3 separate regions of the Homo sapiens genome follow, and all the other regions are linked to region 1. A link is a loop called in an ENCODE intact Hi-C map of the cell type or tissue named here. Cell type or tissue: heart left ventricle. All regions are shown on one strand. Region 1 holds the start of IL17RC (interleukin 17 receptor C). Region 2 overlaps LHFPL4 (LHFPL tetraspan subfamily member 4). Region 3 holds the start of TTLL3 (tubulin tyrosine ligase like 3).

Region 1 (8,000 bases):
GCCCAGCCCTGAATTCATCACCCAAAGCCCAACTCCTATCAACACCCCCACCCCGCCCCAAACAGGGTCTCTCACATCCTGGAATGTAAGCATGGATACCCAAGCCCAGCAGCTGATTCTTCACTTCTCCTCAAGAATGCATGCCACCTTCAGTGCTGCCTGGAGCCTCCCAGGCTTGGGGCAGGACACTTTGGTGCCCCCCGTGTACACTGTCAGCCAGGTATGGCCTCGCCCCCACTAGGTCCTATTGCTCAGAGCACAGCCCTCAATTTCCTTGTGACCTCATTGAGATAGACCCTGGGAAGGCAGAAACAAACAAATCCCTGACTTTTACCATCTGGTTTACTTTATTTACGTGATCAGCCTCTGTTCAGCTAACTTGCTGACAGTAGGTTCCTCAAGGGAGCATTTTCTTTTTTTTCTTTTTTTCTTTTTTTTTTTTGAGACAGAGTCTCGCTCTGTCACCCAGGCTGGAGTGCAGTGGCGCGATCTCGGCTCACTGCAAGCTAAGGGAGTATTTTCTAATCCTTTCAGTTTCTGAATTTACAGGAATAACAGAGGCAAGGGACTGGCCCTCCCACATTCAGGTGTCCTGTAGCCCAGGGGTCCCAATCCGTGAGCCGCAGACCAGTAACTGTCTGTGGTTTGTGAGAAACGAGGCCACACAGCAGGAGGTAAGTGGAGGGTGAGCAAGCATTACTGCCTGAGCTCTGCCTCCTGTCAGTCCAGTGGCTGCATTAGATTCTTATAGGAGCGCAAACCCTATTGTGAACGGTGCATGCGAGGGATCTTGGTTGTGAGCTACTTATGAGAATCTAATGCCTGATGATCTAAGGTGGTTTCATCCTGAAACCATTCCCCCAAACCCCAACCCCTTCAACCTCTGTGTAAAAATTTTCTTCCATGAAACCAGTCCCTGGTGCCAAAAAGGTCGGGGACCACTGCTCTAGCCTAACAGAACAACATTTAATACTGATGCCTTCCCTTGAACCCAGCTGTCCGCTACCACTACTCTCCTGCCTCCACGAGGCACCTGTGCAGAAGTTATCTATCCTAGGAGGCAGAGCCCATGCAGCTGACAGGCTCTGCACAATCCTGTAAACTATTGACAAATTTCACCTGTTACGTAACTAGGAGCACTTTATCAGACTATCTTCCATGTATCTGATATAAAAACCACAGTCAAGTACACCCTCAATACCACAGCACCACGCTGACTAAGCATGACTAGCTCTTTCAAACAGTTATTTCTTAAATGCTCACTTGCAGCTTATATGTTTGTTTTGCATTGTATGAGGGCTCCCAAGCAGACAGGTGATAGCAACACAGTATGAAAGACCAAGTCACGCTTAAGATGGCCACATGCAGTGTCTCACACTTGTAGTCCCAGCTGAGGTGGGAGAACCGTGTGAGCTCAGGAGTCCAAGGCTGCAATGAGCTATGATCATGCCACAGCACTCCAGCCTGGGTGACAGCATAAGACTCTGACTCTAAAAAAAATGTTTTTAATTAAAATTCTGTCCAATTTAGTATGCTTTGTGCCCACCCTGTAGCAGGCTCTGGGAGATACAAGAAAAGTATATAACACAGTTAAGGAGTTCATAGACTAATAATAGCTGTTACCAATAAATGAATATACATTGTAGTTTATTTAAAAAGACATTCATGTGCATATACCCATTTGATGCTCTCAATAACCCAGTAAAATAAAGATTATTATCCCCCATATAAAAATGAAGAAAGTAGGCCAGGCGCAGTGGCTCACGCCTGTAATTCCAGCATTTTGGGAGGCTGAGGAGGGCAGATCACCTGAGGTCAGGAGTTTGAGACCAGCCTCACCAACATGGCAAAACCCGTCTCTACTAAAAATACAAAAATTAGCTGGGCATGGTGGCGTGCACCTGTAATCCTAGCTACTTGGGAGGCTGGGGCAGGAGAATAGCTTGAACCCAGGAGGTGGAGGTTGCAGTGAGCCAAGATTGCACCAGTGCACTCCAGCCTGCACGACGGAGCAAGACTCTGTCTCAAAAAATAAATAAATAAATAAATAAATAAATAAACAAACATAAAAAAATTAAAATAAAAATGAGGGAAGTGAGCCTTAGGAAAGAGAGGTAACCTACCTCCATGCAAGGACCACAAAGCTAGGGACTACAAAGGCAACAGTTAAGCCTGGACCCAGGTCTCCTGACCTTAAAACTTACATTCTTTTCAATGATATGTTTTGATACCTCTTCAGCTGTGCAGGAGAGTAAAGTGAGACAGCCTTCCTGGTTTGTGAGCTGCTAGAGGACACAGACAATGTCCGCACCCGCCTTCTTTCCTCAGGGCTTGGCACAGAGGACACACTCAGAGTCTGTCTGTTGACAAATACCTGACTGCAGCAGGAGCTGAGCTCTGGGAAAGATCAGTGGGAGCCGGAGTGACTGGGGAAGCCTTCTTGTCAGAGGTGGCACTTGGCCTAAGCCTCGTAGGATTGGGGGTGTGGTGGGGAGGAACAGCAGGGGCAAAGACTCAAGGCCAGACAGGGCCAGATTCACCTCCCTGGGGACAGCCTTTCTGCTCTTTGTTTCTACAGGCCCGGGGCTCAAGCCCAGTGTCACTAGACCTCATCATTCCCTTCCTGAGGCCAGGGTGCTGTGTCCTGGTAAGGAAACCTACCCTCACTCTACATACAGAGCCTTGGCATCTGCTCCCCTAGTGGCACCCACCCCTGGAAAATCCATTCTGCAAAAATGTTTGGTTTGGCCAGCACAGTGTTTTAAATTGAAATTGCTTACCACCATTTACATATATAAACAAAGCTGGATTTCTGGCCTCTGTTGAAAAATCAGAAAAACCTAGTGCCGTGTGTCCACATTCTGGCATGGTGACAATGGCCTGGAGCTCAGTGCCATCTGATTGTTTCAGTCAGGGCCTGTGCTCTCCAGGTCCTCACAGCAGCCCTGGTCAACTTTGAGTTTACTTTTTGAGTTTGGCCCCTGTCACACTTGAGTTTGCCACCATTGACCTGTTCTGTGCCAGGCTAGCAGCTGGAGCAGACACAAACCCACCTGGGAAGAATTCCCTAGCCAGTGGGGACTCCCCTCTCCCCCAGCTCCATGCTTCACTCAGCTCCCCGGGAGGAGAAGATGCCTGGCTCATAGGGGTGGGGGGCTCTGTGCCCTCAGGTGTGGCGGTCAGATGTCCAGTTTGCCTGGAAGCACCTCTTGTGTCCGGATGGTGAGTTCTTGGGGAGGGGGAGGTAAGAGGGAGGCTGGGCACTGAGGAACTGGGCTTGGCCTCATCCTGCTTGACTCAGTCTCTTACAGACACCTGGGGCTCTTGATCCTGGCACTGCTGGCCCTCCTCACCCTACTGGGTGTTGTTCTGGCCCTCACCTGCCGGCGCCCACAGTCAGGTAAGCTCACCTGGGGTAACCTGGGAAGTCAGACCTGCCCAGCTCGGAGACTAGCTGCCCCCTCACCCTCCCCTGTCTGAGCTCTCAGCACTGCACCCAATCTCTGTTACCCAGGCAGGGAGCCTCAGGCCCCCAAGTGAGCAGGAATGGTTAAGGCAAGGCAAAGGGCCCTCTGAGCATATTGTCACTGTACTGAGTCTCTGTACAAAAGGCTAGTGGGGCAGAAATCCAGCCTGCGCTGTACTCGCCCAGCCTGGAGCCCTGACCCTCTCTTCAGAAGGGGTGCCTTTATCTAATTAGCCCATAAGCACCCTATAGGCTAGGGCTGTTTTCGGTACCAACCCCCAGAGCAAATAAGGGGCGGGGGCGGGGGCGGAGAGGCGAGCACCCTACGGTATCCCGAGAGGGTGGGGAGAAGAGGGCTGAGCAGTCCCTCAGCCGCCCAGCCTTCATCTGTTGCTTCCCGCCACCAGGCCCGGGCCCAGCGCGGCCAGTGCTCCTCCTGCACGCGGCGGACTCGGAGGCGCAGCGGCGCCTGGTGGGAGCGCTGGCTGAACTGCTACGGGCAGCGCTGGGCGGCGGGCGCGACGTGATCGTGGACCTGTGGGAGGGGAGGCACGTGGCGCGCGTGGGCCCGCTGCCGTGGCTCTGGGCGGCGCGGACGCGCGTAGCGCGGGAGCAGGGCACTGTGCTGCTGCTGTGGAGCGGCGCCGACCTTCGCCCGGTCAGCGGCCCCGACCCCCGCGCCGCGCCCCTGCTCGCCCTGCTCCACGCTGCCCCGCGCCCGCTGCTGCTGCTCGCTTACTTCAGTCGCCTCTGCGCCAAGGGCGACATCCCCCCGCCGCTGCGCGCCCTGCCGCGCTACCGCCTGCTGCGCGACCTGCCGCGTCTGCTGCGGGCGCTGGACGCGCGGCCTTTCGCAGAGGCCACCAGCTGGGGCCGCCTTGGGGCGCGGCAGCGCAGGCAGAGCCGCCTAGAGCTGTGCAGCCGGCTCGAACGAGAGGCCGCCCGACTTGCAGACCTAGGTTGAGCAGAGCTCCACCGCAGTCCCGGGTGTCTGCGGCCGCAACGCAACGGACACTGGCTGGAACCCCGGAATGAGCCTTCGACCCTGAAATCCTTGGGGTGCCTCGAGGACGACTGGCCGAAAAGCCGCATTCCCTGCCTCACAGGCCGGAAGTCCCAGCCCAGTCCCCGCGCGCGTCCCTCTTCCTCCTCATACTTTCCCTTGACTGAGAGCTCCTCTAACCCCTGTTCTGATGGGGGAGGGCGGTCTTCCCACTTCCTCTCCAGAACTCCAGAAAGAGCAGTGTGCTTATGCTTCAGTCCAGGCTGGAGAGGTTGGGGCCGGGGTAGGGAGGCAGGAGCCATGTCAGTTCTGAAGGAGGGTGAGGCGGTGGGGGATTGCAGGGGGCGGCTGAGAGAAAACCTCCTTGGGGGCCAGGGATTCCCTTTCCCACTCTGAGGCTCTGGCCAGAGGGAGAGAGGACTCTGGACCTAGGAAAAGAGGCTTTTGGCTCCAGGTGGTCAGGACAGTGGGGGTTGGGGGTGGGGTGGGTGGGTGCTGGCGGTGGGGACCAAGATCCGGAAAGATGAATAAAGACAAACATGACAAACTAAGAAAACACAGTGTGCTTCTCTAGTGTGGCTGGGGAGCCTGCCTGGTGGGGTATGTGTCAGTGTGCTGGCCCAAATCCTCTGTGTCCATACCGCATGGCATCCGTCACATTCTTACAAGCAATGCCTCCAAAAGCAAAGGAGGATGGGGCAATCTCCTTGATCCCCCCCAGTGATTCTTACAAGAGGAGAGGAAAACAGAGGCTTCGCCAGATGGTGTGTCCATCATCACACAGCCGGCCCACAGCAACAGCACAGATGGGACCCCTGTCTGCCAGGCTCTGGGGTCCTGGGTTCCTTCTACTCCCCATACCGCATTTGAGCCAGGCAGTGGTGAAAAGCCCACTTTCTGGTGCCTTTTGTCCGTGCTTTTAGAGCTCCTGTCCCACAAAGGGTTACCGAGGCCCAAAGAGTGTCTGAAGGGACCGAGTGTGCCTAGTAAGGGGAGACTTAGTGGGCCCAGGACTCCAGGGCTGTGTCCTCCTTAGGGCTCCGGGGGTGAGTAAGAGCTCCCTTACTCAGCCGTGATGCATTCGCTGTCTTCTTCAGGGGCCCCTCCCAGCCAGGTGTCAGCAGAGGGAGAGGAGAGCCAAAGAAGGAGGAGGTGCGGCCACCACCCTAGTCCAAGGCTGCTGGCTCCCAAGCCTGGTGTTGGTGGGAGGGACAGAGAGGGGCGGGAACAGCCAGCAGCCTGCCGGGAGCCAAAACGAAAGCACTCCGTGCTGGAAGTAGGAGGAGAGTCAGGACTCCCAGGACAGAGAGTGCACAAACTACCCAGCACAGCCCCCTCCGCCCCCTCTGGAGGCTGAAGAGGGATTCCAGCCCCTGCCACCCACAGACACGGGCTGACTGGGGTGTCTGCCCCCCTTGGGGGGGGGCAGCACAGGGCCTCAGGCCTGGGTGCCACCTGGCACCTAGAAGATGCCTGTGCCCTGGTTCTTGCTGTCCTTGGCACTGGGCCGAAGCCCAGTGGTCCTTTCTCTGGAGAGGCTTGTGGGGCCTCAGGACGCTACCCACTGCTCTCCGGTGAGTCTGGAACCCTGGGGAGACGAGGAAAGGCTCAGGGTTCAGTTTTTGGCTCAGCAAAGCCTTAGCCTGGCTCCTGTCACTGCTGCCACTGCCAGAACTGCCCTGTCTGGTCTGTCTGGTGCTGATGGTAGAAGAGAAGAACGGGGAAGGGGCAAGAGCTGGGTCTGTCTTTCTCTGGGAGGGTCTGGGAATACGGAGCCCCAGAAAAAGGTAGGTGGAGGTCTTAGGCAGAGAACAGTGCCTAGATGGTGGGGGCACAAATTCTGACTCTCCTTTCTTTCCTTCCCAGGGCCTCTCCTGCCGCCTCTGGGGTAAGTATCCCTACTTTTAAAAAGAATTTCCCAGGTTGGCCGAAGGGAGCAGAGCTGTCCCAGGCCCATGCCCTCCATGCCCACCTCAGCCTAGGACAGCCAAGTTCTTTGGCTCTCTGGGTATGTCAGGTGCCACCAAATTCTGGGCTTGGAACAGCTTCAGCTCCCACCCGCTCCTCCACACACAGACAGTGACATACTCTGCCTGCCTGGGGACATCGTGCCTGCTCCGGGCCCCGTGCTGGCGCCTACGCACCTGCAGACAGAGCTGGTGCTGAGGTGCCAGAAGGAGACCGACTGTGACCTCTGTCTGCGTGTGGCTGTCCACTTGGCCGTGCATGGTGAGCAAGTCATCCTGTGACAGTGCATGTGTACACGTGAGTGTGTCTGGGGTGGGCATGAGGGCCAGGGGATCTCTCAAGCAGTGCTAGGCATCCTCAGTGTTCTCCTGGAGGACACCAGCAGAAGGACCCCCAGGCCAGTGTGGTCTCCCCAGCCCCTGCTTCCCAGCACTGGGCTTTCCAGAAGGAAGCCAACGCCAAAGCCAGCCAGCCCAGAGCAGGGGGCCTCACCCAGGGCCTTGCTCTTGGGTCCTTCTAGGGCACTGGGAAGAGCCTGAAGATGAGGAAAAGTTTGGAGGAGCAGCTGACTCAGGGGTGGAGGAGCCTAGGAATGGTGAGGAGAACCTGGCTGGCCCAACTGCCCCATGCCAAGGCCTGGCCTGCCGCTCCTGGGCCTGACTGACCCCTGCCCTGTTGCCCACAGCCTCTCTCCAGGCCCAAGTCGTGCTCTCCTTCCAGGCCTACCCTACTGCCCGCTGCGTCCTGCTGGAGGTGCAAGTGCCTGCTGCCCTTGTGCAGTTTGGTCAGTCTGTGGTATGCAAAATAATAATAATCACCTTCTAAACCTAAAATCTATAAAACTTTTTCACATGCATTATCTCTTTGAGGATTACAAAAGAATTAAATTTATTGAAACCCTTCAGTACCAGGCATTACAGCCAGTGTTTTACAGGTATCAACTTATTTAATTCTCACAACAGCCATGTGAGGTGGGACTATTCTTTTGATTCTGATCAGCGCTGTGGGCAAGTCCCTTCAGCCTGTTATGCCTCAGCTTTTATGTCTGTAAAATGGGGATGAGAATAGTTCTACTTCATATGCTTGACTGCGAGAAATCACCAAGCGTTTTTCAGGGTGCTTCTACTATTTTCCCCTCCTACCAGCAGTGTATGGGAGTCCTAGTTGCTTCCCATCTTTGCCAACACTTGATGGTGTAATTTTATTTTATTTTTAAATTAAATATATTTGAATTTTAAATATATGGGACCCTCCATGAATTTGCATGTCATCCTCAGGCACGGGCCTTGCTAATCTTTTCTGTATTGTTCCAGTTGTAGTATATGTGGTGCCAAAACAAGCATAAGTGTTGTAATTGTCATAATTTTTCTGCATATGTAGTGGTTTGCCATTGTGGTTTTAATTTGTATCTTCCAATGACTGATGAAGTTGAGCACTTTTTTCACATGCTTATTGGCTATTTGTGTAACTTCCTTGTGAAATATCTCTTAAAGTTTTTTTGTTTTTGTTTTTGTTTTTGTTTTTGCCACATAAAAAAACAATAGTTCTGGCCGGGCACAGTGG
Region 2 (8,000 bases), 410 kb before region 1:
CCCCACTCTGACTTCTACCCCTTGCCTGTGTCACCCTGGGGTTCCCGCAGACTTCAGCCCACACAACTCTGCCTTCCTGACTCCAAACTCCCTGGTGCATCTCCCCCTGGCTCTGCCAAGATGGCAGCTGGCCAGGTGCGGTGGAATGGGAATGTTGCCAGGCTACCCCACCAGGGAACTAGCCTCCCTCCTCTCCACCCGGCGCTGACCCACTCCTAAGTCAGCTGGACCCACTACGTCCTCTGAAGTGGCTTCCTTCACTCCAGTTCTTCCCAAAAGGATGCGGCCTTGGCTGCCTGTGCCCCGGGCCTCCAGCCTCTGAAAGGTCAGTTCTATCCCCCGCACCAGGGCACAGGTTTGGTGGGTGTCCTTGGGGAACAAGGTGTGGCAAGGACACCTGGTGGCAGGCGTCCTTGGGGGAACAAGCTCTCCCCTCACCCAGTGCCCAGATAGCAACCCCCTCCCCACTGCCCCGCATCCTGGCTCCTTCATCCTCCTCTCCTTCCTCTGCATCCCATTCTTGCCCCCAACCCACATCTCCATTTACCTCTTCCCCGCTCCCGAGTCCTTTTTCCGCCTTTTCATCCATTTCCCCTCCCCCACCCCAAGCTCTCGGGCAGCCTCTCAGCTGGTCTCTCATCTCTCTCCACCTCTGCCCCGTCTCTCTCGATCTCTCCTCCTCGCGCTGTTTCTCTGTGCCTGTGCGTCCCCCTCGCTCCTTCTCCAATCATCTCTCATCTCCCTGTCTCTGCACCCCTCTTCTCCTCACCCCAGTGTCTTCTCCCATTCCCAGTCGCTTGCTGCGCCCCTCCCCTCACTCTCTCCTAACTCTGCTCTCCCCCTCCAACGCTGGGCTTGGTTTGCATCTTTGAGGAACTCCCTCCTACCCCAACTCCCTCCCACGGGGCTCCCGCATCCTCCCGCATTTAACTCGGACCCTCTGTCCCGCAGCGCCCCTACCCCAGGCCGACTGGACTGTCCGGGAAGGCGCCGGCGGGGAAGGGGAGCCCAGCGCTGGGACCAGAGCACTGCGGGGAGGCTTTGCCCGGGAGGAGTAAGTGGAGGAGTGAAGTCGGGACTTGGTAAGTTCCAGGTGGCAGGAACCCACTAGGTCCCAACATCTGATTCCGGCTAGGGTCCAGAGTGGGGAGACAGGCAGGGGACTTCTAGGGTCTTTCTTGGAAACCCTAACTCTCAGGTCCAAGTCCTGTGGAAATGAACACAAGGTTGGCAAACACATGGCGCTCAAGCGACCCTCTCCCCTCCGCCGAGGCCCGAGGCGGCTTCCCCTGGCATCCTGCAGGGCACCGCCCCTTCCCTGCAGGTCCAGGCCGCCAGGAGGGGGCGCTGGACGAAGCCGGTCTGCACCAGCAACTAGTGCTGAGGGAGCTGTCCAGGCCCCAGGGCAGGGAGGCTCCCCGGGAGAGATGGCTCTGCCGCCAGACCCACAGGGGAATGACGGGTGTTCAAAAAATACCAGGAGTCTCCCTCACCTGCTCCCTGCCAAGGGGAAGGGAGACGCCCCCACAGTGGGTGGAGGGGGGAGAAACTTCTCACCTGTCCCCCAACACACACACACACACACACGCTCACACGCGCACACACACGCACACACATTTCACCCACATACACATACACTCATGCCTCGGCTCCAAGCACTGCCCATAGGTGCAGACCCTGGGCATATCGCAAGGCGAGAGGTGGGCCAGGAGGAGGAAGAGGCTGGGACAGGGTAACAAGGCTTAGGAAGGGGGACAGGGGTACCCTGTTCAGAGATGACCTGCAAGTTCAAGTTATGCAGAAAAGTATCAAAGAGACAAGACAGTCTCTGCCCTTGGTAGACGCCTGGGGTATGGAGGGCATGAAAAGGGGCAGAAGGGGTAATGCATCCCCCAACTCCCCACCTCTGGGGTCCCCTCCACACCCCCAACCCTGACAACAGGGCCAAGAAGTCTGTGCTGTACAAAACAGGCCAGGGTCAAGGGTCCAGTCATTGGTGAGACATCCCAGCAGAGAGGAGGCCTGGGCAAAAGAGGCCAAGGTCAAGGGCTCAGTCATCAGTGAGATGTTCCAGCAGAGAGGAAGAGGAGGCCAGGCCAGCCCGGGCTGAGCAGCTTCTAAGCTCCAACTGCCGAGGCCACGTACCCCCTCCCGCTACCTCCAGAGCCTGAAAGTCTTTTCTGACTCTGGGCTGATCAGGGCCCCGGTCTGCAGCTGACAGCAGGGCCCTGTGCATCCCTCGGTGCAGCTCTCCCTCAGGGTGAGCTGGGAGCAGGCCGGAATGGAGCAGAGGAGGTCCCAGGGGAGACTGGTGGCACCTGGAGCTTTGTGGCAGATGTGGTGGAACCAACATCAGCCAAAAAAGAAAAAAAAAAAAAGTAGGAAAGAGTCCAGCCCACCCTGGAGCAGTATCTAGAATAAATTTCTTGAAGAGGCAGGGACCAGAAGAGGTGCGGATACAGCCAGGCGGCAGCCCTCCAGACTGAGGGGGCCTGGGGAGCTGGAACTACAGCTCCGCTCTCCCTGGGGATCTGCAGGGACCTCCAGGCCAGTCTAGAGAGGAGAGGAGAAGCCCAAGGGCCTACGCAGATGCAGGCTCCCTTAGGTCAAATTGAGGGAGGAGCAAGAATTAGACCCTCCCAAGGTTTGGAGGGCCTCTCCTCTCCCCCAGGCCACATCCAGGCTTTCCTCTCCTCAAAGCCTGGAGCTTGCAGGGTAGTCGGTGAGAAGTAAGTCTGAGATCAGGGTCTTCCCTCAGAGCTTGAATGGAGTGACGAGAGGGCAGAAGGCAGGACAAGCTGAGGTCAGGCCAATTACTGGGCTGTGATCCTGGCCTTTCAGGGTCCCTGTGAGTGAGCCACGGGGCAGGGAAGGACTCCCCATCCAGAGACATCACCCCCGGGCCGCAACACGGAGCTTACTGTAGAGCCCACAAAATCTAAGAGAGAGAGAGAGAGAGAGAAGGAGAGAGAATTAGAGAAAGTCAGAGGCTGCCTGGGCATTCAGGCTTTCCTTGCACATTCCCCAGGGCACAAGTGGGCAGAGGGGCCGGGCGCGGTGGCTGACGCCTGTAATCCCAGCACTTTGGGAGGCTGAGGCGGGTGGATCACTTGAGGTCAGGAGTTCAAGACCAGCCTGATCAACATGGCACAACCCTGTCTTTACCAAAAATACAAAAAATTAGCCGGGCATGGTGGTGCATGCCTGTAATTCCAGCTACTTGGGAGGCTGAGGCAGGAGAATCGCTTGAACCCAGGAGGCAGAGATTGCAGTGAGCCAAAATTGCACCACTGCACTCCAGCCTAGGCAAAAAGTGTGAAACTCCATCTCAAAAAAAAAAAAAAGGTCAGAGGGGCAGAGGGGCAGACTGCACAAGCGCTGAAATCCTAGCCTCACCTGACCAGCAGGATGGCCTTGAGCAAGCCATTTAACCTCTCTGAGCCCCGATTTTCTCATCTGCAAAATAAGGATCATAGCCTACCTCACAGGGTAATTCCGAAGGGTCAAAAAGAGACAAATAATGACAGCCAAGGACTTGGCAGTGTTTGGTCATAGAATATGCTGGAAATGGAAGCAATTTATTTATCTATTTTTTCTTTGGTTCCAGAGGTCTTCTTTAAATATATATATATATTTCTTTCTTTTTAATAGAAACTGGGTTTTGTTACATCGCCCAGACTGGTCTTGAACGTGTGGGCTCAAGCGATCCTCCTGCCTCAGCCTGTAGCTGGGACCACAGGTGCGCGCCATGGCTTTTGGCTCGGAGGTCTTTGGGTTAAAACTGAAGTGGGAGGCTCACTCATCTTGAACTCCCAGTGAGGGACGGAGACTCCCTGGACACTGAAGGGAGGAAAACTGGGGCTCCTTTACATTGATTTTTAACACTGAGTTGTTAGGGGGCTTTGGGAAGGGAGGAGAAGGACACCGAGGGGGCCCACTTCACATCAGTCACATCCCCACACCCCTTCTTGAGAAAGGCCAGATCTCAGTCTGTCTTGCACTTCTGAAAGCTGCCGCCAGAGGGCAGGCCTTGACTTCACACCAAAACCACAGTAATCCCGGGGTCTGAGGGACTGCATCAGGTATTTAGAACCTGCCTCTGAGTACAGGTTAGCAGATCAGCATCCCAGGAGAGCTCCCAAAGCCGTGCAGGAAATCTCTGGCTTCACCAGGTTGAGACAGGGGGGAAGAGCTTGGACTTTGGACTTGGACCTGGGTTCAGATTCTGCCTTCACCACTTAAGTGACTTTGGGCAAATTACTGGAGCTCTGGAGTTCTCTGAACCTGGCCTTTTTTCTTTATTGTATTTTAATGCTACTTGATATATATGAAAGTTTATATGCAATACACTAATTATAAAGCATACAATGTGCCAGGTAAGGTGGCTCACACCTGTAATCTCAGCACTTTGGGAGGCCAAGGCGGAAGGATTGCTTGAAGCCAGGAGTTCAAGACCAGCCTGGGCAACATGGGGAAACCTCGTCTCTACAAAAAATACAAAAATTAGTCAGGCGTGGTGGCGCATGCCTGTAGTCCCAGCCACTCAGGAGGCTGAGGCAGGAGAATCGCTTAAGCCCAGGAGTTTGAGGCTGCAGTGAGCTATGATTGCACCACTGCACTCCAGCCTGAGCAGCAGAGTGAGGCCCCCTCCCCCAATCTCTTAAAAAAATACAATAATCAACACTGGTGAGCTCACCATTCAATAACTATAACTCAGCCGGGTGTGCTGGCTCATGCCTGTAATCCCAACACTTTGGGAAGCTGAGGCAGGCAGATCACTTGAGGCCAGGAGTTTGAGACCAGCCTGGCCAACATGGTGAAACCCCATCTCTACTAAGAATACAACAGTTAGCTGGGTGTGGTGGCAACATGCCTGTAATCCCAGGTACTCAAGAGCAAGAGGCTGAGGCACGAGGATTACTTGAACCCAGGAGCTGGAGGCTGCAGTGAGCCGAGACCGTGCCACTGCACTCCACCCTGGGCAACTGAGCAAGACACTGTCTCAAGGAAAAAAAAAAAAAAGGACTCTAACGCTACCCATAATTTGCATATACCTCCACGCTCCAGCTCATATACTTGACTTCCTCCCCTTCCATCATAACCACAGATGACCATCATCCTACCTTTCATATTTATTATTTCTTTGCTTTTTAAAAAAATATACTGCCACAGCTGGGCACGGTGGCTCACACCTGTAATCCCAGCACTTTGGGAGGCCAAGGCAGGCGGATCACGAGGTCAGAAGATCGAGACCATCCTGGCTAACACGGTGAAACCCCATCTCCACTAAAAATACAAAAACTTAGCCGGGCGTGGTGGCGGGTGCCTGTAGTCCTAGCTACTCAGGAGGCTGAGGCAGTAGAATGGTGTGAACCCGGGAGGTGGAGCTTGCAGTGAGTGGAGATCGCGCCACTGCACTCCAGCCTGGGTGACTGAGTGAGACTCCATCTCAAAAAAAAAAAAATACTGCCACAAATACATGTGTGTTTAAACAATACATTGCTTAGTTTTGCTTACTTTCGAGCTCAATAAATATATCACTCTGTCATCTTCTGGAACTTGTTTTTTTTTTTCCCCCTCTCTCAACATTATATTACTGAGATACATCCACTGTGGTACATATAACTGAAGTGTGACATTTTCACAGCTGTGAGCTGCTCTGTGATGTGAACATGTCACGTGTATTTATCCGGCCTCCTGTCCATGGCCATTGGGCTGTTTATAGCTGTTTGCTACAGTGAAGCTGCAGCCACCAGCGCCCTTGAACGCTTCTCATGGGTTTGTACCCGAGGTGGGTTTGCTGGGTCACAGGCAAATGATCAGATCTGAGGCAGAACATCAAATCATTTAAAAGGTGGTTGTACTGTCAGGCAGGTTTCTTTTTTTCTTTTCTTTTCTTTCTTTTTTTTTTTTGAGATAGGCTCTCACTCTGTAGTCCAGGCTGGAGTGCAGTGGCACAATCACAGCTCACTGCAGCCTCAACCTTCTCAGGCTCAGGTGATCCTCCCACCTCAGCCTCCTGAGTAGCTGGGACCACAGGCACTTGCCACCACATCCAGCTAGTTTTTGTTTTTTTTTGTTTTTTTGTTTTTTTGTTTTTGAGACAGAGTCTCGCTGTCTCCCAGGCTGGAGTGCAGTGGCGCAATCTCAGCTCACTGCAAGCTCCACCTCCCGGGTTCATGCCATTCTCCTGCCTCAGCCTCCCAAGTCCGGCTAATTTTTTTGTATTTTTAGTAGAGACAGGGTTTCACCGTGTTAGCCAGGATGGTCTGGATCTTCTGACCTCAGGATCCACCCGCCTCGGCCTCCCAAAGTGCTGGGATTACAGGCGTGAGCCACCGTGCCCAGCCCAGTTTTTGTATTTTTTTAGGGAGGGGATTTCACCATGTTGACCAGGCTACTCTTGAACTCCTGGGCTCAAGCGATCTACCTGCCTTGGCTTCCCAAAGTGCTGGGATTATAGGCGTGAGCCACCACGCCCAGCCAGGGTTTCCAATTCATGCAACCCTCTTACTCCTTTTATTTGAAATTATCCTGCCTCCCAGGACCAGGCCTGGCTCCCGCCGCTGCCCCCCAGCCCACAGCACACTCGCCTTTGTTCTCCGGCTTGAGCTCCTCCTGCAGCAGGTCTGTTTGCCGGTTGCCCAGCACGAAGGCGAGGAAGGAGAGGATGAGGGCGTTGAGGATGCCGATGATGGCCAGGATGTATGCCCAGCGCACTGAACAGTCCCCCAGGGAGTACTTCCCCGTCTTGGCCCCACACATGTCCCGGATGGTCTCGGCATCCCAGCCATCAGGAAAGATCATGCAGCCCAGGACGAGGCACAGAGCTGAGGGGCAGAGCACCGGGCCCACCACCACGGTCAGGAAGGAAGAGAAAAGACCATTACTCGCTAGTGTCCGCAGTCTGGGCCCCACCCTATTGAGGGCACATCAACCCAACCACGTGCTTGTTACCCACTTCCACAGAGGGAGAAAGAGAGGGCAGGGGCAGGGAAAAGAGAGAGAGAAAGAGGTCTACGATGGGTAGCAGAAACTTTCTGGAACCCGCAATGCCCTCTCCCTTCCCCATGAGATCAACTCCTCCTCCAGGAAGCATTCTGGGAATATGAGAACATAGCCACCCACAGCCACCTCCTTCAACTTCCTCTAGCATCGGGACCAACTCCCTCTCCCATCTCTCCCATCCTCATTATTATTATTATTGTTGTCGTTGTTGTTGTTTGAGACGGAGTCTCGCTCTGTTGCCCAGGGTGGAGTGCAATGGCGTGATCTCGGCTCACTGTAACCTCCACCTCCCGGGCTCAAGCAATTCTCCTGCCTCAGCCTCCTGAGTAGCTGAGACTACAGGTGCCTCCCACCATGTCCGGCTCATTTTTGTATTTTTAGTAGAGATGAGGTTTCACCATGTTGGCCAGGCTGGTCTCGAACTCCTAACCTCAAGTGATCTGCCCACCTCAGCCTCCCAAAGTGTTGGGATTATAGGAGTGAGCCACCACACCCGCCCTCATTGTTATTTTTTAAATTCTTGTCCTTCACCCATCAAATGTTTATTGGGCACCATTTTCCTTTTATTCACGATGCTAGAATATACTTTCATTCATGCAGTTGAGCACTTTGCTAAGAGCACAGACTATGGAGTGCCAATGATAGGACTTAGCCTAGTTCTTCCCCTAACTTGGCTGTATGACCTTGGCAGATGCCGCTGAACCTGAACAGGCCTGTTTCAGTCAATACCATTGTACTTACCTCAAGGGCGATTAGGAGGATTAAATGAAGTAATGCGTGCAAAACACTTAGCACGGTGCCAGGCACTCAGGTAGCATTTATCCAGGGCCTACCATATGCCAGGCACTAGACCAGGCCTGCGGGGTGGGGAGACTTGGATTTTAGCTGCATGGAGCTTGCAATGTAGTGTGGAGAGAGGTACGTAATAGCAAAGCGATTAAGAAGGCTGGGTCTCAAATCCTGGCTCAGCTATTTTCTAGATATGCCACACT
Region 3 (8,000 bases), 110 kb before region 1:
TGTCCCATTTATTACTCAAAACAGTCTTTGAGTCAGCTATTATCGCCATGTTAGAGATTAATAAACTGGGGCTTTAGAAGTAAAAGCACCTGTCCAAAGTCCCTCAGCCAGTAAGAGGAGGAACCAGAATGTGGAGCTGGGTTTTCGGACTCAGAGGTCTAAGAAAGTACCATAGCCTTTGTCAAGGGTCACAAATTCAGGTGCATCCAAAGGTCGGGTAGCTATGGAGTGGGCTGAGTATGGAGTGGGCAGGGTGAGGAGCTGCTGAGCGCATGCCTCATGTGCAGGGGCTGGCTCCCACACAGCTCCAGGCCATTGAACCCCCAAATTTGGATTTGTATATGGCATCTTCCATGTTTTCAAGGTTGGCAACTAATTCATATTGTTTTAAACACCATGTGGGCCATGCAGTGCTCATCTTTGGGCTAGTTTCAGGCATGGGCCATTGGTTCACAACCTTTGGTCTCTAAAATGTGCAGGGCTGTCCTAGGCAGCATGGGGGACCCTTGAGGGCAGAAAACATTTCAAGGGCCTGGCTTGGTTGGAGGTTCATCCAGAGCTTGACACAAAAGTACCAGAACCTGGGTCCTTTTCCACTTGGCCCTCTGAGTCCCCAGGCCCCTTGCATGAGAGCCCCCATGCCTAAAGAAAGCAACCTCAGTTCACCAGGCAGGACGCTGGCAGGGCTTTCTAGCAGCCTCCATGCCAGGGCACAAGGGAGCTGTGGAGAAGCTCTCATGGCTCTTAATTTTTCTGCCTTATCTAGTGCTAGGCTTAGGGCCGGTGCCCATAGGTCACTTCTGAAAGCTGGCTGAATTAGAGCATGACCACAAGGTGTCCTGGGACCCAACTCTGCCCCTCACAGATATGAGCACAGTGGCAGCTCTCAGGTTCATGCACCTCCTTAGAGCAGTGCCACCAGGATGCAATAATAACCACCATGCACTGCCTCTTGGTTCTCTTGACAGTTTTAAACCATCTGGCTGGATCTCGTGGCCTTCCCCCTCAGACTACCCATGTCTCCACGAAGGCGTCCTGGAGTCACTCCCCGAGCAGCGCGGCGGCGGCAGGGAGTTGGGTTGGGGTGGGCATTTGATGCGGGAGGTGGGTGGTGTGCTTGCTAGCTGGGCAAGAAAGCAGCAGTGGACCTGCCCCAAGGCCACACGTGCCTGGTCAGGCTGGCTTCTGATGTTCAGTCCCCTGGGCCGGGACAGATTTTTTTTAACGTCTTGAAACTTAAACTCTGTGCTTGTAGGATACTGTAACCTTTTTGTCTTTTTTTTTTTTTTTTTTTTTAAACCTCCACCTCCAGTGGCTGTGACTGGTCCCAGTGATTATACGTTATTGGTTGCTGTGGGTCTGGGCGGGCCTGGAGCCAGAAGGCGACTTATTTTTTCTCTCCTATGCCACCCCAGGTGGGGAGGGAGGGAGGTTTCAGACTCCAGTTTCTCCCTTGCCCTTTTATTCCCAAGCCTCCTTGGCCCCAGTATAAGTGTTGGGAACTCTCTGCCAGCTTCCTGAGTTCTGCCTAAAGATGGCCCCCCAGCACTGGTTGGGGACAAGGGCCAAATTGGTGACCACCAGTCATGCCTAGGACCTGGGGCCCAAAAGCCGGGCAACCTCTGGCTACAGGGGCCATTGGGTGCCCTCCCAGTTGAGAGGGGCCGCTGTTTCGCCTTGTCCGTCAGTGCCAGTGCCTGTGCCAGAGGTGGCGAGGTGAGTCCTCCAGAGCTTCCTGGCCGGGCCCTCCTCCTGCCTGTTCTGGCTCCTCTGCTCCCACGCTAGCTGTCCCTTTTCTGATTCTGGTGGATCCTCCCTCCCCTAATTAAAGTCTCTTTTTGCCCCTTTGGGGCTGCATGAGGTCTATGCTGTGTGTGTGTGTGAAAGGAGGGGAGGTGGGGCTTCTTTTCCCTGAGACCAGATGGCTGGTAATTGTGCCTGGAGCTCCCCACTGGGTGCAGTCTCATGATTGGTCCTGCCATTATTCCTGCCAGGGGTCCCAACCCAGAGACTCCATTCATTGCAGTCCAGGCACCATTAATTTCTGAAACTGCTCTGTCTGCCTATACAGAGCTTTGGTGCTTTTCACATAAGGAACTTACTTGGGCTAAAAAGTAACCTCAGAGAAACAGTGCTCCCATTTGGTGGATAAGGAAACTGAGGTTCCAAACATGAGATGTAATAGCTTGCCCCAAATCTAGCCAGTGAGCAAGAGAGTAGACTTTTGCCTGTGCCAAAACAGTAATCACCATCCACAAGTGGCTATTTAAATTTTAATTATTACAATTAAATAAAGTTTAAAATCCAGTTCCCCAGTCCCACTGGCAACTTAACAGCTACCAGTGACTGTACCATATATAACAGCATATATAGACATACAGCATATACAACACATACATAGAGATTCCCATCATTGCAGAAAGTTCCATTGGATAGTACTAGACCTTAGTAACACCTTGAAGTAAAAAGACAAAAGACCCTTGTGTTTGAGTCCTGATTCTTCTTGCCAGATTTGGCTAAGTTACTTCTATTTTGTGTCTCAGTTTCTTAGTCTATGAAGTGGAGATAATGAATATAAACAATCTGATACGGTCGCTGCTACACAGGTACTGACTGAACTATATTTTTTCCACCAGCCCAGTGGCTGGGCTGTTGAATAATTTCCAGTGTTCATGATGTTTATCCTTGCCTTGAGGCTTGGAGGTCCAGGAAAAGGGCTGGGTGTGTAAAAGGTTCACTGAAGTGTTTCATATTTAATATTGGAAGTCTGGGGGCCAAGGGGTAAATATAGGAGTGGGTGTCAGGGTAAGCTTCAAGAAGGGTGAACCTTTGAGCTGAGCTTTCAAAAGGGATTCCTCCAGATGGCCAGAGGGGTTTCTTCTGATGGGGTGGACAAGGTGATGTTAAAGGGAGGAGGGGGTAAGGGCAACTTGGAACAGCTATTGCCCCCCTCCTCCCCCCCCCTTTTTTTTTTTCATTTTTGAGACAGGGTCTCGCTTTGTTACCCAGGCTGGAGTGCAGTGGCGCAAGCATGGCTCACTGCAGCCTCAGCTTCCCCAGGCTCAAGTGATTCTCCCACCTCAGCTTCCTGAGTAGCTGGGACCACAGGCCTGTGCCACCACGCCCAGCTAATTTTTTTGTTTTTGGTTTTTGTTTTTTTTTAGGTCTCACTATGTTGCCTCGGCTGCCTTGGGTGATCCCCCCGCCTCAGCCTCCCAAAGTGCTATCATCTCCTTTATGACATTACCTCTGTGACCTACCTCGCCACCCCTCTGAATTAGGTGTTCCCTCCTCCAGGGCACATGGCTATGTTCTAGCTTTGCAGTGAATGTTAAAGGTGCTCACAGTGAAACTGGGTGACTAATAGGATATAGCAGCTGGTCACTCAACAACCCTCACAGGACAGCATTGCCTGGGTGAGCCAGCCACAAACCTCATTTGTCATGTATCTCTCTCCCAGGGTCCAAATTCCCTAAATCACCTTTCCTGGGGGGCATGCTTTTCGGGAAGTCCAGCCATCAGCTAAAGGGGAGTTGGGGTCAGCTGGACAGGAAGGTGGGGGATCCACCTTCACTCTTAAGAGCACATCTACCCAGTGACTGACAAAGCTGGGCTCTTACCAGGACACTCTTCGACTCTGCCTGCGGGGGCACTGCTAGAGTTTGCCTCTCAAACTGTCCCTGTGTGGTCCTTCTGTGACTGGCAGGCAACCTGAGTGATAACAGGTGTTTAAGAGACAGGCTTTGGAGTCAGACCTGGGTTCCAGTGCTGCCTCTGCTCTGTGATTTGAGGCAAATTGTTTAACATCTTGGAGCCTTACCTCCCCTGTGACTTTTGAGGATAATATTTTGCCAGTGCTTCCAAAAAGGTTGCTTACAGTCTTAGCCTGGGGGCCAGGCATAACTGTTGTGAACTATTACATTTCTTTCGCAGTTGACTCAAATGATTGTTTTTCCATTTCCAGTTTCTGGGGAGGGTGTGCTCTGCACCTTCTTGTTACCCCCATATGCTGCCCTCGCTAAGGACCTTACCCTAGGCCCATCTGCCAGGCCCAGCAGGTCTGATCTGGCCTCACCAGGCTCCAGCCACCCTGGCTGTCTTGTAGTTCGCACAGAGGTTCTTACCCTTCTCAGGGCTGTTGCTGGGACTGTCCCTTCCCTGAAGTGCAGTTCCTCCCCTTTCCCTGGTGACTCCTGACTCCTGGCATTTACACCTTCAGCTTAAATGCGCCACTTTATCTAAAATGCGCCCCCTTCCTGGTTTCACCTCTGCTTGTTCATTGCCCTTATTATACCTGTAAACTATTCTCTTCCTTTGTTACTTGCTTTTTATTCCCCTCACACTGGGCTTTTAGTAAGCTCCATGAGGTCAGGGGCCATTTGTTAGCGCCTATAAATACTGTGGAATCACTCAAACCCTAGGGCCGGTGGCACCAGGAAGTACTGGATAAGGAACCGCAACACTAACTAACTGGGGCTCAGTGCTCTCTTCCGCCTTCAGTGCCCTGCTCATCAAGGGTCTGGGTGAGGCCCCAGGTCATAAGGAAGCCCTCGCTCGACTGCCCCGGGGCCCATCGCAGCCCCCAACCAGCCCCGAGCGGTCTGATGGTGCCCAGGGAATGGTTTCCAAGGCAATAGCAAACGGGGCGGGGCTTGGAACGGAGGACAAGGCTCGAGCCTAGGCAGGAACTTCCCGGGAGAGGAGGCGGCGACGCGGAGGGGCGCGGGATCAGGGGCCCTGGGAGGGCGAGCGCGGCGAGGGGCGCATGCAGGGCCCCGACGCGCCACTGCTCCTGAGCGCGAGGGAGCTGGGGCCCGGGCGCCGGGGCTCGGCCTCCTGGTACCGCCAGGAGGGCGGCGCGGTGTGCAACTGGCTGCGGAAGCCGCAGCCGCTCGAGCCACGCACCAGTTTCCCCTCGGCGCGCCGCTCCGAGTTCCGTCCACCCAGGAGGCTGCCATGGGCCGGCCCTGCCTCCGCCCAGTCCGAGGAGGGTCACGCAGGCGGCAGATGCCAGGCGGGCAGCCCCGCCCCTGCGCGCCGCCTCAGCGGCGCCTTCAAGACGCTGGTCCCAGGCACCCACGCCCAGGGCGCCTCGGATACCCACCCCCTCGGCCCCCCGCACACCCCGGTCCTCGACCCCTCTCCGCAGGATGGTGAGGCCCGTGCGGCCCGCTCGCTCTGGCCTACAGCGGCTGCGAGGACGACAAGACGCTGGGGTGGAGGGACTGGGGGTCGGGAGAAGAGCGGCTGAGGGTGGGCATCTGGATGAAGGCAGGAGGAAGAAAAGAGGCGTGGCTATGGGCGGCCAGAAAAGATCCTAGGCCGAGACCCTAGGCCCAGCCTCAGTGTACCCCGCCCCTATTCCGCATCTTTCTGCAGGTTTCCCGGTCCTCTGGCGAGGATCCTCCAAGGCGTCTCACATGAACCGGCTCAGAAACGCCAAAATCTACGTGGAGAGAGCTGTCAAGGTCAGAGGAGGGGCAGGGGCGCTTAGAAAGGGCCCTGGGAGCGGCTCAGCCTGTCTCCCTGCGCTGTTTTCTTATATCCTTAAAAAACAAAAGCAAAAGAAAAAACAATAGCAAAAATCCTCAACCACCACACCCATCTTCAACTACCTCCCCGTTTACCCCTTCAGCACCAAACTTCTGGGCTCCCTCCACTCTGGTTCCCTGCGATGTCCCACTCTAATCAAGGTGCCTGGTGAGTTCCAGGGAGCCAAACCCAGCAGTGCCTTTCGGTCTTGATCTCGGTTGGGCACCCTGTATCTTTCGACACCGCTGCCCCACACACCCTTCCTCTTGGCTGTCTGACTGCACGCTCCTAGTTTTCCTTTCTCCCTCTTTGGCTGCTGCTTTTCAGCGGCCTTTAAAGGTTCCTCAGCCATTAGTGGCCCCCTGGCCCCTTCCCCAGGTCTGTCTCCTTTGGCTGTGTCCTTGGCTGAGTCCAGTCAGTGTGCTGCACCCTCTCCGTGCCCCTTCCAGCCCAGCCTCGAACTCCACATCCCGTAGATCTAGCCCCTACCTGTCATCTACACCCAGAAAACTTAACAAGCATTTCAAATTCATGTCCCAAACCAGACTTTGATCTTCCTGCCCAAACCTGTCGTCCTCCCCAGTCTCCAGTCTTTCCCATCTCTCAGTTCCTCACGCCAGAAATCTCATCTTTCTGTTTCTTCACCCACAGGTCTAATTCCATCAGCAAAACCACTTGTCATCTCCACCTCCAAAACGATTCTCAACTCTAGCACCTTCTCCCGTCTGTGTTGTAACCACCTTCATTTTAGTAATTGTGATTTCTCTCCTAGGCAAACTATGACAGCCTCCTAGCTGGTCTACCTCCATCCTGTCCCCTCATCTTTTTGTAATACAGCAGCAAGCCAAGCTTAGAAAGATTCCCTCAGTTAGCCTTTTTTGCTCATGACACTCTTAGTATGAAATCCAAGTCCGTTCCAAGGCCTGCAGGGCCTTCCACAGTCTGGCCACTGCCTACCTCCTCTGGGGCTTTCCCCATCATTTTCCATGTTCCACTCACTCTGGTCTCCCTTCAGTTCCTTCTGACCTCTCTCCAGCCTCAAGGCCTTTGCACATGCATTCCCCTCTGCCTGAACCGCCATTTCCCAGCTCTGTACATTCATGGCTTCCTTTCAACCTTCCCTGACCATGTATTTCTAAGTAGTTTCTCTGGATCCCATTAAGTATGCAGTTTCTGGAGCCAAACTGCCAGGATGTAAATCCCTGCTCTTTTGCTTAACCACTATGGGGCCTCAGGCACCCTGCTTAATTTCTCTATGCCTCTGTTTCATAGCCCGTAAAATGGAGATAACAGTATCTAATAAAAATGCATAGTATTGGCCAGACGCGGTGGCTTACACCTGTAATCCCAGCATTTTGGGAGGCCAAGTCAGGAGGATCACTTGAGGCCAGGAGTTGGAGACCAGCCTGGCCAACACAGTGAAGCCCAGTCTCTACCAAAAAATATAAAAATTATTTGGGCACCAGATGAGGTGGCTGACGCCTGTAATTTCAGCACTTTGGGAGGCCAAGGCGGGCCTTGGCCTGAGGCCAGGAGTTCAAGACCAGCGTGGCCAATATGGTGAAACCCTGTCTCTACTAAAAATACAAAAATTAGCCGGGCGCAGTGGCACACGCCTGTACTCCCAGCTACTGGGGAGGCTGAGGCAGGAGAATCGCTCGAACCCGGGAGGTGGAGGTTGCAGTGAGCCAAGATTGTGCCACTCCAGCCTGGGCAACAGAGCAAGACTCCGTCTCAAAAAAAAAAAATTATCTGGGCGTGGTGGCATACACCTGTAATCCCAGGTACTCAAGGAGACTGAGGCAAGAGAATCGCTTGAACCCAGGAGGAAGAGGGTGCAGTGAGCCGAGATTGTGCCACTACACTTCAGCCTGGGCAACAGAGTGAGACCCTGTCTCAAACAAAACAAAATAAAAACACACAGTATTGTTAGTAATGCATGTAAGTGCTCAGCATGTAGTAGGTCCTCAATAAATATTAGCCATTGCTATTATCATTATTACCATGCATATTTATTTCTCTACTTATTTATAGTCTGTTTATTTCTCCTAATGGAATATAAAAATTTCCTGATGGCAGAGTCCATAACTGTCTGGTTCACCTTTATATCCCCTATGTCTGGCACTTATGCAATACTTATTGAAGAAGTATCCTTCTCTCACATTGCAGCAGAAGAAGATCTTTACAATCCAAGGCTGCTACCCGGTGATCCGGTGTCTCTTGCGCCGGAGGGGCTGGGTGGAGAAGAAGATGGTCCATCGCTCAGGCCCCACCCTGCTGCCACCCCAGAAGGATCTGGATAGCTCAGCGATGGGTGACAGTGACACCACTGAGGATGGTGAGTGGTTCCTTCCCTTTCCACAGCTGTTGCTCCTGAGTCCTTTTCCTTTGGTTCCCACTGTCCCAGAGTTGAGGCCTTATGGGCTATGGGTCAGGGAGAGGAAACTCATCAGCTCTGGGCTCTGCAT

Evidence for each region. A loop is a pair of places that touch in the nucleus more often than their neighbours do. Peaks named below come from ENCODE experiments on the same cell type or tissue, not always from the same donor. Only the 100,000 strongest peaks of a DNase experiment are listed, where the experiment ranks them.
Region 2: it touches region 1 in a loop (5-fold over the local background); 3 of 110 quality-filtered maps call a loop at or near these places.
Region 3: it touches region 1 in a loop (2.2-fold over the local background); 2 of 110 quality-filtered maps call a loop at or near these places.

The regions. Positions count from the first base shown.
Region 1 is chr3:9,911,378-9,919,377 of GRCh38, forward strand. It overlaps IL17RE (interleukin 17 receptor E), which reads left to right. Exons shown (of 16, transcript NM_153480.2): 12 at 66-220; 13 at 2,579-2,647; 14 at 3,171-3,222; 15 at 3,302-3,400; 16 at 3,874-5,020. The coding sequence ends at 4,430. IL17RC (interleukin 17 receptor C) reads left to right here and starts at 5,721. Exons shown (of 19, transcript NM_153460.4): 1 at 5,721-6,043; 2 at 6,336-6,357; 3 at 6,546-6,698; 4 at 6,958-7,032; 5 at 7,123-7,232. The coding sequence starts at 5,939. It also overlaps the pseudogene RNU6-882P. RefSeq lists silencers at 3,894-3,973, 4,084-4,143, 4,324-4,403 and enhancers at 4,974-5,513, 5,443-5,632. In heart left ventricle, a CTCF peak has its summit at 3,936; DNase peaks (open chromatin) are centred at 3,984, 4,484, 5,684, 6,610 and 1 weaker place; H3K4me3 peaks cover 3,882 bases; H3K27ac peaks cover 2,822 bases.
Region 2 is chr3:9,499,374-9,507,373 of GRCh38, forward strand. LHFPL4 (LHFPL tetraspan subfamily member 4) reads right to left here. Exons shown (of 4, transcript NM_198560.3): 3 at 6,594-6,830; 4 at 1-2,938. The coding sequence ends at 2,838. Among named protein-coding and RNA genes, the nearest start is that of LHFPL4, 50 kb to the right of the region's middle. RefSeq lists an enhancer at 1,953-2,678 and a silencer at 3,872-4,166. In heart left ventricle, CTCF peaks have their summits at 1,336 (motif pointing right), 4,018 (motif pointing right) and 4,219; DNase peaks (open chromatin) are centred at 1,348 and 4,008; H3K4me3 peaks cover 310 bases; H3K27me3 peaks cover 2,932 bases.
Region 3 is chr3:9,805,242-9,813,241 of GRCh38, forward strand. ARPC4-TTLL3 (ARPC4-TTLL3 readthrough) reads left to right here. Exons shown (of 12, transcript NM_001198793.1): 5 at 7,702-7,870. It overlaps ARPC4 (actin related protein 2/3 complex subunit 4), which reads left to right. Exons shown (of 6, transcript NM_005718.5): 6 at 969-1,860. The coding sequence ends at 974. TTLL3 (tubulin tyrosine ligase like 3) reads left to right here and starts at 5,021. Exons shown (of 14, transcript NM_001387446.1): 1 at 5,021-5,153; 2 at 5,380-5,468; 3 at 7,702-7,870. The coding sequence starts at 5,421. RefSeq lists an enhancer at 4,093-4,242 and a silencer at 4,723-5,202. In heart left ventricle, no CTCF peak of the experiment used is centred here; DNase peaks (open chromatin) are centred at 1,094, 1,683, 4,660 and 4,960; H3K4me3 peaks cover 2,029 bases; H3K27ac peaks cover 2,193 bases.